Linked DNA regions of Homo sapiens: region 1 is linked to region 2. The links are chromatin loops, found by intact Hi-C in ENCODE. Cell type or tissue: B cell. All regions are shown on one strand.

Region 1 (8,000 bases), 92 kb before region 2:
TGAGTTCAAGCAATCCTCCTATCTCAACCTACCTAATAGCAGGCATTACAAGCCTAATGTATTATAATCACATTATTTACAAACACCAGTTTGATCTTGGGTATTCATATATTCTGTATTTGTTTTAACAGAAACAAATACACCACACCATACTTTTTCATTTCAAACAATGATTTCATTCAGATAAACTAACAAGATAAATAAAATGTAGAATCTGAATGTTCATCCAGTGTTAAGTAATACTTACTAAGTATCTTCTATGTGCTTTGGTGCATACATCGCTCAAGAATTAAACAAAACTAGGTAATTCTTTGGAGATTTTCTCCCACATGTGCACAAGGAATCAAATATAAGGATATTCACCACAGCACTAATTAGAAAATTAGAAAATGAAAAATTGGGAATAACTTCCTATGTGGGAAATGAATAGTGGCTTATTGATATAACATAATTCTATAGAGCAGTGAAAAATAAACAAACTAGATGTACATTTACTGACATGAATACAATTCAAAAACAATGTTAAATGAAAAACGTTCCCAAATGATATATACAGCATATTATTTTGTTATACTTTTAAATGAAAAATGTTTTATGAATACATATATAAAAAACATAGAAAAACATGCACACACATGCACATGCATAAAACTTCAATATAATCATTACCTGTGGGGTGGGAAGAAGGGGAAATGGATGAGAGTAGGACTGAACCAATATTTTACTTAAGTGAGATCTGAAGCAAATATGGTAAAATGTTGAAATGTTACTTTATGTACTTGTTGCTGTATACATGTTTAAATTTTTTATTTTTAATTATGAAATATATTTAAAATTGTAACACAGGGTATAAATGGAAAAGAGGCATTTTCATTTCTGAGCTCAATAGATTTTAATGGTTTTAAATAGAACAAAATTATTGTGTCATGTAAAAAAGTTAGGTGTAAAATATACTTTCTAACAATTAAACTGGGAAGAGAATGTCAAAATAGGGTATGATACTGAAAATTTTTTAAAAAATCAGCTCCTGAAATGTTAACTTTAACCGTATCTTTGTGTTATAATATTATTCCAAATCAATATAAGACTTTATATATTGTCTTACATTCTTGTAATGTCTTACATTTCTTGTAATACAAGAAAGTTTACATTCTTGACAGTTTCCTAAGTTAGGCTTCAATTTGGAACCAGCTTTCTTAAAAAGTTTAAATATTAACTACACCAATTCAGTATTTCAGATCACCAATTTATCTATATATGTGTATATAAAGTAAACCTAGTGTTAAATTTCCTGTGTGATTTCTGACAGCTTAAAAATGTAACAAATCATTAAGATGAAAATAGATGTGAAAGATTTAAGTGCTACTGATGGCTATAAATGCATGTATTCCCTTAAGCGTGATACCAAAACATTCCTACACAGATCATTCAATAAAATGTTCCTGAAACTTATCAGCTGAGACCAAATGTCAGCAGCATACCAAAGTGGCACTAGGAATACCCTCGTCAACAACAGTGGTTCTTTTATTCTTTCAGCCCTTATCCACATTTCAGACACTGACTGCTACAGGGTCCCTTCCCAAAAATAACACCATTTAGACACTCTGTACACTAAGTGTACACAATGCAGAACACTTAGTTATTTGTCTTCTCTAGAGAACCTATGATCAGAGGAAAGAAACTCTTACTACTGATCTTTACCATCACTTTATAATTGAGGATTCTCTTAAATTTTAAGACTACTACCTTAGCTTTAATGAGCTCTGTTGCTGCAATGGCAGTTTCCCTACCATGAACTAGATTCTCAGAAAGATTCCTTATGCTCAAAAGGAGTTGACTACCCCTTTGTGGACAAAAGACTATATAATATTTCCTTTATTTTTGCCAACAACCTTACAAATTATTTAATCGGAAAATGAATATATAAAATATGTTATAAAAATAGATATATTTTACTGGTTCCAGCAAGATAATCATAGCATTAAAATAAAAATCCACACAAAATTTCACCAATATAAGAACTTCACTATAATTTCACAATTATATAATCTGATCAATATTAAATGGATATGCTTTCACTACACTTCTACTTAGAAATTTAGTGTCATGTTCTATCATTTGGAGATTCATTCCTTTTATAGTTATGAATTCTGGCTTTATTAAGCTGCCCCAAAATATATATAGGCACCATTTAAGAATCACACACAAACAAGTGGGACACATAGTCCACTATTATTTCTAAATGAATCCTTCTGATGCAAACTTTTTATAGATGGTTAGCCAATATTAGAGTGTGTGTGTGTGTGTGTGTGTGTGTGTGTGTGTGTGTGTGTGTGTTTTAATTTTTTTGAGACAGGGTCTCACTCTGTCATCCAGGCTGCAGTGCAGTGGTGCAATCACGGCTCACTGCAGCCTCGATCACCTGGGCTCAAGTGATCCTCCCACCTCAGCCTCCAGAATAGCTAGGACTACAGGCATGCGCCGCTATGTCCAGCTGATATTTTTATTTTTTGTAGATATGGGGTCTCACCATATTGCCCAAGCTGGTCTCGAACTCCAGGACTCAAGTAATTCTCCTGCCTTGGCTTCCTAAAGTGCTGGTATTACAGGTGTGAGCCACCACTCCCCACCGTTTGTGTGTTTAAGGGAAGATAGACAGACAAAGGGAGAGGTGCCTCTGGAAGACAGAGGGAGGGTTATCAGCTCTAGCTCCCTACTCCTTCCTACTTATGTCCATGTTGCCATTCTTAGATTAGTGGATTTGAAACTTCAGTGTACACAAGAACAAACTGGAGTACATTCTTGACCTCATCAACAGAAATTCTAATTTGTGAGGAGTGGAGTCAAGGGACTTGCATTTATAATACCCCAACTAATACTAATGCAGATGTACGTCACTCTATCCAACTCTAAATATATATAAAGTTACCTGTAGGCCACAGACAAGATTTTGCATGAATCTAAAATTATTTTAGGGTTGGGGGGAAAACATAGTATTATGGCATATATGTATTATAGAACATGTGGAAGAAGGAAATGCTACGCTTCTTGAGATAACTTAATAGCCACTGAAGGCAAAGGTGTTTCGATAAATGGTGCTTAACCTTTTCTGCTTCAGAGCTCAGAGAGAAACAGAAGTTATATTTAAGTAGTGCTTTTAATAAACAAAAGGCAGAAAAGTGGAGGTATTTTTAGTAAGCACATCCGATTTTCCAATATGGTCATAAACAGCAATTTAAATTCATGTTTCATTTTCACTTGTATTTACCTCCGCGTTTTTTGAGATTTTCAGTTTTCATTTTACTTCTGCTTCTAAATTCAGGCCCTTTAAAATCATCTTTGTCTTCATTCAGCACTGGCTCTGGCTGTACAATCACTGTACCTAGAATGATTTCATTTAAAAAACCATTACACATATTAAATGTGCAAGTGAAGTACAAGACTTCAGTTCAGATAAAGCCAACATTGCTGGTACATAGTTTGTTTCTTTCAAGCTTTAGATATTGGTGTAAGGACCTCACAAAAGTAAATAAAACAGGGAAATAGTAAAAGGGCCAGGTGTCAACAGTTTATTTGTTGAAATATAGTTCATAAAAACAGGAAAGGGAGGTATTATGGAGTGATTACAAAACAAATGTGTGAATCAAACAGAAAGCCTCAACCCAGTTCTGAATTTTTATAGTGCCTATCACAAAAGCTGTTATGAATATGAACATCTATGCTAAGTTCCATAAAGAATTCATAAAATATGTGTGGTTCAGAGGGAAAAAATTTTTAAAGACATCCTATTTTCATAATCCAAATCATAAACTCAGAAAGATTTTTAAGGGTAGTTTTATATTGCAAGGGAGGGGTATTGGTGGGGGAAATGAAGTTCATTCTATTACTCCTGTATCTATACTGCAGCATTTCCCAACTGGTATGTCAAAGTTTCACTACTCTGTAAAGTCCTTAAAGAGTTTTAACAGATTAAGATACTTTAGCTGAAGTACCCTAACAATAAATTGTAGAATGAGATCATTTGTTGATCCCTATGTTAATATTTTAGAAAGAATGTCCTTCCTTAACTATAAAACATGTGAATTGAAGAGAGAGGCTGTCAATTTAAGTTTTCATTAGTTCTCTCAAGAGCAAATAAGACAGGCATAGTAAAAAGGGTTTAGGTTTCAATGTTTACCTACATTGCTGGGCTTAGTAACTGGCTATCATTGGCAACAATTAAGGAAAAAAAAGCAGGTAGTCACCAGGGGCTTTCTCTGAAATATGGCTCTATGTTATTCAACAAGCAAATTTTGACAAGTTATAGCATCTAGTTGTTAAATGAGTTTCTGAGTCTCTGAAAGGGTGGGGGGGGGGAGGACACAGATGATTGAGATTTTACAGATTGTAGTAAAATTAAATAATCCCCACCAAAAAAAAGTTATTCACAGCAATCATTGCATGTAGACACTCAGAGAAGCCCCAGCATTTGAAAAGAACTAAAGATTTTAAATTAACAACAACGACAAAAAAAAAAAAAAACTGAATTCTCCCTAGATTTCTTCTAGGGAGAATTGGAAGCAAAGCAGCAGAGTGAAAAGAGCACTCACTAGGCTTTGGATTCAAGCAGACCTGGGTTGAAATCTTAGCTTCTCAATTTAAAGCTGAAAAAGTTCCTTGGGTTCTGAATTTGTTCCTTTATCTCTACAAGCAAAATAATAACTACCTTACAGTGTTGTTTTGAGGATTAAAGGAGTTAATTCTGTAAGAGCCTGGTACTTATACATACTCAATAAATATTACAACAATAATATAAACACCCAAATTTAACCTTATGAAACGGGTCTGTTTTTGTTTTGGTCTGACAGAATTAGGCATAGTTCAGGTTAGTAACATCATATGCTGACTTTCTTCCACAGTACAATTAAAACAAAAGTTTGAATTCCTATTTCTTACATCATAAACACTCCCAGTGACAACCACTGAGAATGTAAAAATCCAAAGTAAGTCACCACCTATGGGACTTAGACTCCCATGTTAGTTGTTTCTGCCCTTGGCCACCAAAACCATTACATAAAATTGTCATAAATGATTTGCAAAACTAAGTAAGCGGTAGGCCCCTATCTCTCTTCTTTCATTAATTTCCTTTCCTCATTTCATTTATCACCTTTTGTAACTTCTAATTTATCCTAGTCAAGGAAAGTCCCATCCCTCCTACCTACTGTATTTTTTAAACTTCCATAATTTGAAAATATGTCATAAAAACATAGACAGGGAACAAGGTTTAATAAGCACTGCTGTAAAAGATCTATGAGAATGAATTTGAAAAATGTGCCAAGAGACTACAACATATTATTTAACAAAGAAAAAAAATCTAAAATTTGACTCTTTGAACCAAGTTCCCTGTCATTCTCATCATCCAATTATATTGCTCTCAGACTTGAGCTATGAAGAGTCCAAGATATTCATTTGGCTATTGTTCCCTATTCTTATTAACAAGGTTTTATGGTTAGAACTTCAACAGTTGAGAGGTATGTGACAAAGTTTTTTAAAAAAGATAACAGCAAGAAATACAACTAAATCTATCTATGATAGTTAACTTCAGCTTTTAGCCTTAGGGAATTTAAGAATGCAATAAGACTAAACTAGACTGTACATGATTTTTAAGTTTTCAGGAACAGTCATTACATTTTTGTATAAAGCAAGCACATTAACATTGACTGAACCAAAACCTAATATATTAAATTTTTAAACCTGCTTACACACTGAAGTATAATTTGGAAACTAAAGCCCCTTGTCTAAAACTCAAAGGAAAGAAAAAAATAGATTTCATTCTTTACAAAACCAACTGAATATTCCAAATTTTTAACTTCAATAACACATATTATCATTGGCATACAAATATATTTCTAGACAACCACTAGGAAAATGCCATGTTTGGTCGTTTGTACATAGTTAACAGTAATCAAGTTCCAATTTTATAAAAATGATGTTTAAAAATTCATTTCAACTTTAACTTCATGAAAAATTAACACACATTACCTTTTGGCAAGCTCTGCATAGTAATATCATTTTCTGAATTTTCATTAGACGCATCTTCATTTACAGTTTCATCATCCAAAGGTTTTTCATCATCTGATTCTACATACTTTGTTACAATTGAAGGTTTCCTATGAAAGAATTAAGTTCATAGAATTATGAATGTTTCTGACAACTGGAACAATACCCAAAGAACATAAATAACATGTTGAGATTGAGCAGTGGGTCTCAACAAGGAAGCACATCAGAATCACCTAGGGAAGCATGTATGTCTATACCATATCACTGAAGATTATGATTCAGTAGGTCTGGAGCAGGACCAAGGCATACGCATTCTGAAAAAGCTACCAGGGAGACCCTGGAGGACACTCTTCTTTAAGAATCACTACTTCAGAGAATAAATTAATATCAAACAAGCTTGGTTTTTAAGAGACATTCCCACTGGTTAGAAACAATGAAAGTCCAATAGACTAAGCGGCAAACTTCTAATAACAATTATACTGCATAGTATATTGGGTACTACATTATGTTAGAAAAGTTTCAGTTTTTATGTATGACTTGAGTTGACAATTTAGCAGAAAAAAGTGTTTTTTACCACTCTTTTTTCTCCTTATAACTTACAACTATGATGACTAACTTCCCATCCTAGACAATTTCATATAACCCAAAAAACCCACTGCCTCATAGGCATTCAACAATTATTTTGTCCTTTTTCAAGGACATATATTGTCTAATGAAATAAACTACATATTGCAAGGGCCACTAATATATAATAAATCCTTAAAAACCCTTTAGAATTCAAAGTTAGAATGAATAATAATTGTTGAAATCAGGTGATAGATACAAAGGGATTCATTATATTATGCTAATCATTTTCAAATATGTATATTTGTATAGAATAGTTAACTCAGAATAGTGGTTGACATGAGTTCAGAAAAAAACATGGTTTTAGAAACAGAAAATAACCTGAAAAAGAAAATAACTTTTTGTCCCTTCAACATCAACCAACCTCTTTGATCGTGACGATCCTGAAGACTTGGATTTTTCTGAAGAGCTAGTTCCCTAGATGTGAGACATAAATATAAAAGTGAATAAAATTCTCGAAACGGCATCCCTACAATTAGCTATTTCCCTATAGCAACTTCAATACAGTGATATAATGAGATGCTATTTATGTGCCTAGAATATTTTTCTAAAAGGAACTTCAAAAACTAATTCTCTACCACATAAGGAACACAGATGCAAAAAAATAAAAATTAAAACTAATTCTCATTTACTGCCAGGTTTCCTTGGCTGAAGATTAAATTTCTCGTTTTTTACATGGTTGCTGTGGCATGCTGCGGGGAATACACTGCTGCAAAATGATCATGGCCCCAGTCAACAAAGACAAAACAAAGATGCAGAAGTAATCAGATCTCAAGAGAAGTAGGGAGTTTCAAGGATCTAAATATGTTTCATTCTTCTCTAAGCTAACATATGGCATGAAGTAACTTCTACAACTTGCTTTGAGATACTAAACTTACCCTCATTTTGCCAGTATAATCAATATATTTTACTGGATTCAGTTTTTTTTTACAGTAGGTCAAAAAATTCCCAAAACCACAGTTGTGGACCTGTGTATCAGGCAAAGGACCTTGTTATGAGTTGCTATAATAATGCTTAGCAGACTCTAGATACCAAGTTTTGAGAGATTTCACAACCATGGAGTTCATGCCCTTAACATCCACCTCAAACACCTTTGGGGCAATATAAAGACAGTTTAATATCTATCTGTTGGAAGTCTTCAGTTGTCTGACTTTAGGTAAACCACTGAAGTGAACCACAACAATAACAGAAACAATGAACACCTGTTCTCAAACTGGAAAACAACGAAACTGAAGTATAATGACAACTGGGTATCAGTAGCCTTCGACACATACATGTGTCCAGAAGCAATCTAAAGACATATGCTCTACTTGGTTAATCGTAACTAACAAATATCT
Region 2 (8,000 bases):
CAAATGTCTTTCTTTTCACCCCAACCCATTACATAACCAAGCCATTGATATTTAAATGCTTTTTAAAAACCTTTATAAAATTTGCATCTCCTCCCCCTCCAAGGGCCTGGTTTCATGCTTTTCATAGTGGAAATGCAAGTATTTCACAGATAACATTTTTCAACAATTAGGTTACAATGTAACTGCTTGTAAACTACCACCTTAACAGATACTTTCTAAGACATTCAAAATCTCTCAATTTAGACAACTTCTGCCTTTTTATATTTAAGATCAATAACAAGGTAATATAGCTGTCAGCTTTTCAAGTAATCAATTGCCATAAGGATTAGAATGACAAATTTCACCAAATCTCCCAATACTGAAATCTTTATATGCAAATAAATTAAGGCCAAGCGCAGTGGCTCACACCTGTAATCCCAGCACTTTGGGAGGCAGAGGCGGGCAGATCACCTGAGGTCAGGAGTTTGAGACCAGCCTGGCTGGCCAACATGGTGAAACCCCGTCTCTACTAAAAATACAAAAATTGGCCAGGTGTGGTGGCACTTGCCTGTAATCCCAGCTACTTGGGAGGCTGAGGCAGGAGAATCGCTTGAACCCAGGAGGCAAAGGTTGTAGTGAGCCAAGATGGTGCCATTGCACTCCAGCCTGGGCAACAGAGTGAGACTCCATCTCAAAAAAAATAAAAATAAAGAAAACAAATTAAAGTTCATCAGTCATGAAGCCTCCATTCCAGGCCCTAGCTCCAGGATGACAATTCTAGACACATCCTGGGCCAGAAGGGAATCTGCTGCCCTGAAGGGAAGGTCCCAGTCCTAGCAGCATACATCACCTGATAACTGAAGAGCCCTTGGGCCCTGAATAACCAGCAGAGAGCCAGGCGCGGTGGATCACACCTGTAATCCCAGCACTTTGGGAGGCCAAGGCAGGTAGATCACTTGAGTCCAGGAGTTCAGGACCAGCCTAGCCAATATGGTGAAACTCCCTCTCTACTAAAAATACAAAAATTAGCCAGGCGTGGTGGCACACACCTGTTAATCCCAGTTACTTGGGAGGCTGAGGCATGAGAATCACTTGAACCTGGGAGGCGGAGGCGGCAGTAAGCCAAGATCACGCCCCTTCACTCCAGCCTGGGCAACAAAGTGAGACTCTGTCTCAAAAAAATAAATTTAAAAATTAAAAAATAATCAGCAGTGACACCCAGGTACCCAAGTACTACATTGAGAGCTTGGTGATTATAAAAGACCTTATCTTTTATAATGCCAGAAGCAAGTCAATCTTATTTCAAACAACACAAACAACCAAAAAAATCCTTTAAAAACAACAAAACCTTTAAAGACTGAGCCACTGATTAGTCAGTGTATGTTTTAGCCAGGTCATCGGTTTATTTTCCTTCCTCTTGTCTTCTGGCCATTTTTCCACCACAGAATCCTAGAATATTACTTTTTTTTATAAACACAAGTAAAAATTAGAACTAGTCTTTGTTCCTGCTTTTTAAGTGCTTGACAAAATATTTGATAAAGAGAAAATCTGGAACTACTGTGTAAAATAATATTAACAATAATGCTTATATTATTTCTGCCTCACATTAGAAAAGACTCAAGAGGGATTTGGTACTGTGGGTTCAACTCAAGCATTACCTGTCAGATTCTCCTTTAACCATGATTATGGTTTAGGAGATCGATGACACTTCAGCCTGAGACAGTTCTGAACACCTACTTGGAGCTCTTTCATAGTAAATCATCAGGGAGTGTCACACTTTTTAATTAATTCCCTACATGCATATATGCAGTTCTTTACTAGAGGTTTTTCATGTAGCTTAAGACTCTCCTAGCATTAAATATTTCAGTTATCTCACTACATAGTACACCTGGACACAAAAAATGTAACATTATAAACAGCTACAAAATCATAGACCTGCAACAAATCAGAGTAGGTAATATGAACTTCTTTCATTGTAACACTTGGGCTAAATTTAAATGGTCATAATCAGGTTAGACCTGGCAGCTGAAGGGGGCATTAATGCCTTGTGGTTAAGAACATAAGCTGTGAAGTCAAGATGGGGTTCAATTCCAGCTCCACCAATTACAAGCTGTATAACTTCGGTCAAGTTCTTGATCTATGTCTCACTTTCCTCCTCATCGGTAAAATGGGCAAAACCAAGTACTTACCTCACAGGTTTGAGAATTCATCAAGATTATAAAGAACGACAATAAGCACTCAACTTAGTTATGATTATTACTCTTATCATCAAGATCTACAAAAATCCAAGACTAGTAAGAAAAACTGACCCTTGTGTAAAATTAATTATTCTATTCAGAAATTCTATATACGTAATTTGTTCATTCTAAAGAAACTGAGAAGATCCGACTTCAAACTATAGTTTCAAATGTAGACTTTGTGAAACTTAGTAAAATCTAGAGGTCATAATTTAACTGTAAGGTACACCATCCATGCATATGAACATGAGTGCCTGGTAATTACAGGCCAACAAGTTATACTGGGTACCACTTACGTGCCTAATACCCCACAGATAAAGATTTGTTGTATTTGAGCCTACTGACAAATTCAGAAACCAAGGCCACAATCGTGTACACAACTAGAGATCTACAATCTAAGAACTGAAGCATATCTTTCCCCAAGGTAAAGAAAATATAATCTACTGCTTGTTCATGCAGAAATACAGACATACGTATCATAGGCTCATTGCCCAATTCTACATTCTAGCTAAATTGCTCTAAAAACATATGCCAATCTAAGAGTTACTCAAAGGCACATTTCGCCAACTTGAAATGCAATTCTGACCCATGCTCCTTGTAATTTTATTTTGCCACTGGACGCCAAGGATGCATCTCCGAGTAAAAAAATTACTTAATTCACATTGTGGGATGAAAATTCAAATGTCAAACTGAAACGCCAGCCAGCCACCTGGGTAAAAGTGTATACATTTCATATTGACTACCCAAATTTTCAGACCCGTCAAGAGGCAAATCAGAAGCACACAGAAAAACAGCTTCAACCTAATAAACGTGCTTGATTGGTTAAGAGGAGGCCTGCCAGGCATTTTCCCTTGCAATAAATCTTACTTCGCATCAGCCCACGTTAACCTGCCCTTCATCCTTCATGGAATAAATAAGTAAATAAAGATAGGGCCTAATTACTCCTCGAAATTTGCCCAGAAAGTGGGGAAACACTTGAGGTCCCATTAAGGCTGGACATCACAAAAAGTAGTATACTAGGGTCCTCTGGAAGCAAAACCCTGTGTTAAGTCCCCCCTCGCCTAGAAATAAACCCAAGGATATCCTTCAGGATATGGAGTAGAAAAGATACCTAAATACCTGGAACTGCACCACAACCCAATCAAAAAAAGGCTTGTCTCCTGGGGCTGCAGAAAAAAAATCCCGCAGGGCCCGGGTGCTTCCCATCTCCAGCAACCTAAACGCCTCTAAGTCGTCCTGGGATCTCACATCCTCGCGCCCGCCCACCCCTCCCCCTCTTCTCACCCTCCCCCCGCTTCTTCCCCACGCAGTTTCTAGGCCCAAAGATTAGCAAAAATGACCGGGATACCAAAGACCGCCTCCGACTTCGAGGTCTCAATCCCACAGGCACCAAAGAATAAACAGAGGAGCCCGACCAAGCGTCACCGTTTAGGGGAGATTGCAAGAAGCGCCCCATACCCTAGGCCGCGCCCCCCCCACCTCCCCCCACCCCATCCCCACCCCCACCCCCGTCGGAGCCTTGCGCCGATACCCCGAAACCCTTCTCACCTAAAGAGAAAACGATGCCTCTTTCGGCTAAGCAACACACAGGCCTAACCCACCAAGCGAACGCCTTCCCAAACACCCGACTCAGACGGTGCCTGGGCCCAGACCGCTGGGGCCCATGAGACGGGGTTGCGTTTTACCTCATGGGCTCAGCGGTCATGTTTTCGCTTGAACGCCTTGTCGGCTTCTGTGATTGCTGGGCGCCGATCTGCGCTCCCCCGCGCCCGGTTACGATAGAAATGCACTGGAGTCTTAGTCGTCACTGTAGCTGCTGCTGGAACCTCCCCACAGCTCAAAGGCCGCTACCACTGCCACCGCCGCAGGAGCCGCGGAAACAAAGCGACACCGCTGCCGCCGCCATTTTGTTGGGCCGAGGCTCAGGCAGGAGAATTGGCGCGTCCTCCCTCTTTCTCTTTCCGTCAGCCATTGGCTACCTCCTCCAAAGCACAGAGTCTTATTGGCTACGGAAATTCACCTTCTTTGGGGGCCTGTTGCTAAGGCGGTCGACGTCATTTGATCCCCTCCACCTTTTCGCAGGGGGTCCAATTTAGTCCCAATTGACCTGAAAGTGCTAGTGACATAGTTTGACTTTATTTTGAAAATGCTCTTTTGGTCCAACCTCTTTTTTCTTTGACATATTAACGAAGTAATAACAGCAACCTACATTTATTGAGAGTTTACTATATGCTCGGCACTACACTAATCCTTTATCCGGGTTATCTCATTTAATCTTTACACTCTCTGAGGTAGACAAACCTACATTTTCCAGATGAGGAAACCAAGACACAAAGTCCCACAGTAGTGGAGCCGAGATTCACCAGACACTCTTAACCACTAATCTGTATGGCCATCCTATGTAAGTATTTTCTTTCCTATATGCTAGGCTATCATCAAGTTATTTGCTTTCCTAGATGTTTTATACATAATATTTGGCACACCAACATGCTTGGAAATGTATATGTGTATAATATACTTATATATATGTATATGTGTGCAGACGACATAAGACCAACTTGAACGCTGCATAAAATTCTTTCCATATTGAATAAAGTGTCTCTTAGAATACACACACACACACACACACACACACACACACACACACACACACGGGCCATTTCCCCAATTTGATGTGATGTTTAGCTCACAAACCAATCAATTTAGATCTGCTTCCTTCTCATTACAGAGGAAGCTTGGCTGGATGATCTGTAAATGCCTTTCCCGCTTTTATGATCTATAATTTGATTTTACATTGGTAATCTCTGCTAATCACAAACAAGTCCTCTAAAATCTAATCGCTTCGAAATTTATTTCCAAATTTATTCTGCCATGCATGCTTTAGTTCATTCTATTTATTTTTCTTGAAATATGCAAGAGCTCCTGTCGGGGTTAGGTGACAGGGTTGCTGCTTTCTACTGGGATAGCAAGAGGGGAGCCTTTTTTGAATGAAACACTTTGAAAATCTGATAGGCTCAGGCAACTTTTTTTTTTTTTTTTTCTGAGACAGGGTCTAGCTCTGTCACCCAGGCTGGAGTGCAGTGGCGTGACGCAGTTCACTGCAGCCTCGACCTCCTAGGCTCAAGCAATCCTCCCACCTCAGCCTCTCAAGCAGCTGGGACTGCAGGCGCGTGCCATCAAGCCCAGCTAATTATGTATTTATGTATTGGTATAGATGAGGTAGGTCTGTCTGTTGCCCAGGCTGGTCTCAAACATCTAAGCTCAAGCCATCCTCCAACCTCGACCTCCCAAAGTGCTGGAGTTACAGGGGTGAGCCACCGCGCCTGGCCTCAGGCAACTTTTTAATCAACAGACGCCTGTACACATTGCAATTATATCTTTCAAATGTTTGAGTTCAGTTGGCAATTATAGAAACCAGACCTCTGTACCTGCTATACTGATTTTGTCTTGTACACATTAAATATCATTTCAACATACAATTTACAGGAGTCATTTTTTTCTCCTTGGTAAATGCAGTGAATTTGAATGATGTACTCCATCACAAGGCAGCACAGAAATGTGCTTGCTGTTCAACTGACTTCACTATGAGAAAAATAGTAAATAGTCAACATGTTACCAGGTTATTGGCGTTTCGAACAAGGAATTGGACAAAATGCACAAAGCAAGGAAAGAATGAAGCAACAAAAGCAGAGACACGTTGAAAATGAAAGTACACTCCACAAGACTGCAGGAGCTGCCAGAGCACAGGGGCTCAAGACCCCCATTACAGAATTTTCTGGGATTTAAATACTCTCTAGAGGTTTTCCATTGGTTACTTGGTGTACACCCTATGTAAATAAAGTAGTGGCCCGCAATCAGAGGCTAAAGTGAAGTTACAAGGGTCACACCCTATGCAAGCATCTAATTGGTTGTGGACAGCAACCAATCAGAGGCTAAAGTGAAGTTACAAAGTTACACTGCTATACAAACATCTGCTTTCTGCAACCAATCAGAGATACTTTCAGTTTTCCATCTGCCAAGCGGAAAAGGAAGAGGATTTGCAAAGGGAGTAGTCTTTTTGTTACTTAGGTGTGGAAAGTTGGGGTTTTCCTTTTGATTCAGTTCTAGGAAGTCAACTTTACTCAGCCTTAGGTTCCCTGCCTCCAAACCCTATTCTCCTGCCTCACATTATTTTTAAATGAATTGAAATTATTAAGGTAGAAACTAGCTGTTGCTGAGAGACTTCTCAACACTAAACAGCTTTAAATGACAAGTCTCACAAAAGAAACTTAATAATAAAACTATAATCACAATTTGTTTTTGTTTTGTTTTGTTTTGTTTTGTTTTTGAGATGGAGTCTCGCTCTTGTAGCCCAGGCTGCAGGCTGGAGCGCAGTGGCATGATCTCGGCTCACTGCAACCACTACCTCCCAGGTTCAAGCGATTTTCCTGCCTCAGCCTCCCTAGTAGCTGGGATTACAGGCACCCACCACCACGACTAACTAATTTTCATATTTTTAGTAGAGACGGGGTTTCACCATGTTAGCCAAGCTGGTCTTGAACTCCTGACCTCAGGTAATCCACCCGCCTCGGCCTGCAAAAGTGCTGGGATTACAGCCATGAGCCACCATGCCAAGCAATCATAGATTTTTTAAATTTTAATTTTGTTTTGAGACAGGGCCTCACTTGGCCTCCCAGGCTGGAGCATAATGGCGTGATCATGGGTCACTGCAGCCTCGACCTCCCAAGCTCAAGTGATCCTCCCACCTCAGCCTCCCAAGTAGCTACAACTGCAGGCCTAAGCCACCACAGCCCGGCTAATTTTATCTTTTTGTTTTATTTTTTTAGAGAGTAGGTCTCGATGTTGCCCAGGCTCATGTCTCAAAGTCCAGAGCTCAAACTATCCTCCCACCATAACCTCCCAAAGTGCTTGAATTACAGGCGTGAGCCACCATGCCCAGCAATAATCACAGCATTTTCAAAATGAACAACATTTGTGAATATTGTTGTGAATAACAACTTGTGAATACATTGTGAATAACAACTCACTATATTTGTGAAGCATAAGAGAATACCTGAGCCGAACATGGTGGCTCATGCCTGTAATCTCTTAACTTTGGAAGGCCAAGAAGGGAAGATGGGTTAAATTCAGTAGTTCAAGACCAAACTGGGAAAAATAGTGAGGCTCCCTCTCTAAAAAAAATTTTTTTTTTACTTAAAAAAAAAAGAAAAAGAGGCCAGGCGCGGTGGCTCATGCCTGTAATCCCAGCACTTTGGGTGGCCGAGGCAGGTGGATCACCTGAGGTCAGGAGTTCAAGACCAGCCTGGCCAACATGGTGAAACCCCATCTCTACTAAAAATATAAAAAATTAGCCGGGTGTGGTGGTGGGTGCCTGTAATCCCAGCTACTGGGGAGGCTGAGGCAGGAGAATTGGTTGAACCCAGGAGGCGGAGGTTGCAGTGAACCGAGATTGCACCACTGCACTCCAGCCTGGGCAACAAGAGCAAGACTCCATCTCTCCATCTCAAAAAAAAAAGAAAGAAAGAAAAAGAATTCCTTTGTTAGTAAAGGATGGCCGACAAAGTTTTACTGATATACATATAGGTGTATCGCTTTCAGTGATGATTATCAACGGGTTCCCATCAACTATTTTAGAAGAAGTTTACTGGTACACATCTTCACATTTTTCTTCAAATTGCCACAGAAGGCAACCTAGACCTTTCTCTGACTCTTGACCATAAATGCGTAACTTGTGAATGTGCTTATTTGTTTTGGAAGGGAATAAGAGATACAGTACCTGAAAGA

The links. Hi-C counts contacts between places; a loop is a spot of excess contacts. Peaks named below come from ENCODE experiments on the same cell type or tissue, not always from the same donor. Only the 100,000 strongest peaks of a DNase experiment are listed, where the experiment ranks them.
Region 1: it touches region 2 in a loop (2.6-fold over the local background); 5 of 110 quality-filtered maps call a loop at or near these places.

Annotation. Positions count from the first base shown.
Region 1 is chrX:77,690,556-77,698,555 of GRCh38, forward strand. It overlaps ATRX (ATRX chromatin remodeler), which reads right to left. Exons shown (of 35, transcript NM_000489.6): 4 at 7,028-7,080; 5 at 6,022-6,149; 6 at 3,269-3,382. Among named protein-coding and RNA genes, the nearest start is that of ATRX, 92 kb to the right of the region's middle. In B cell, no CTCF peak of the experiment used is centred here; no DNase peak of the experiment used is centred here; H3K4me3 peaks cover 598 bases; H3K27ac peaks cover 2,268 bases.
Region 2 is chrX:77,782,081-77,790,080 of GRCh38, forward strand. It overlaps ATRX (ATRX chromatin remodeler), which reads right to left and starts at 4,136. Exons shown (of 35, transcript NM_000489.6): 1 at 3,902-4,136. The coding sequence starts at 3,921. RefSeq lists a silencer at 3,750-3,799 and enhancers at 3,900-4,009, 4,020-4,209. In B cell, no CTCF peak of the experiment used is centred here; DNase peaks (open chromatin) are centred at 4,071, 4,861 and 6,181; H3K4me3 peaks cover 4,213 bases; H3K27ac peaks cover 3,358 bases.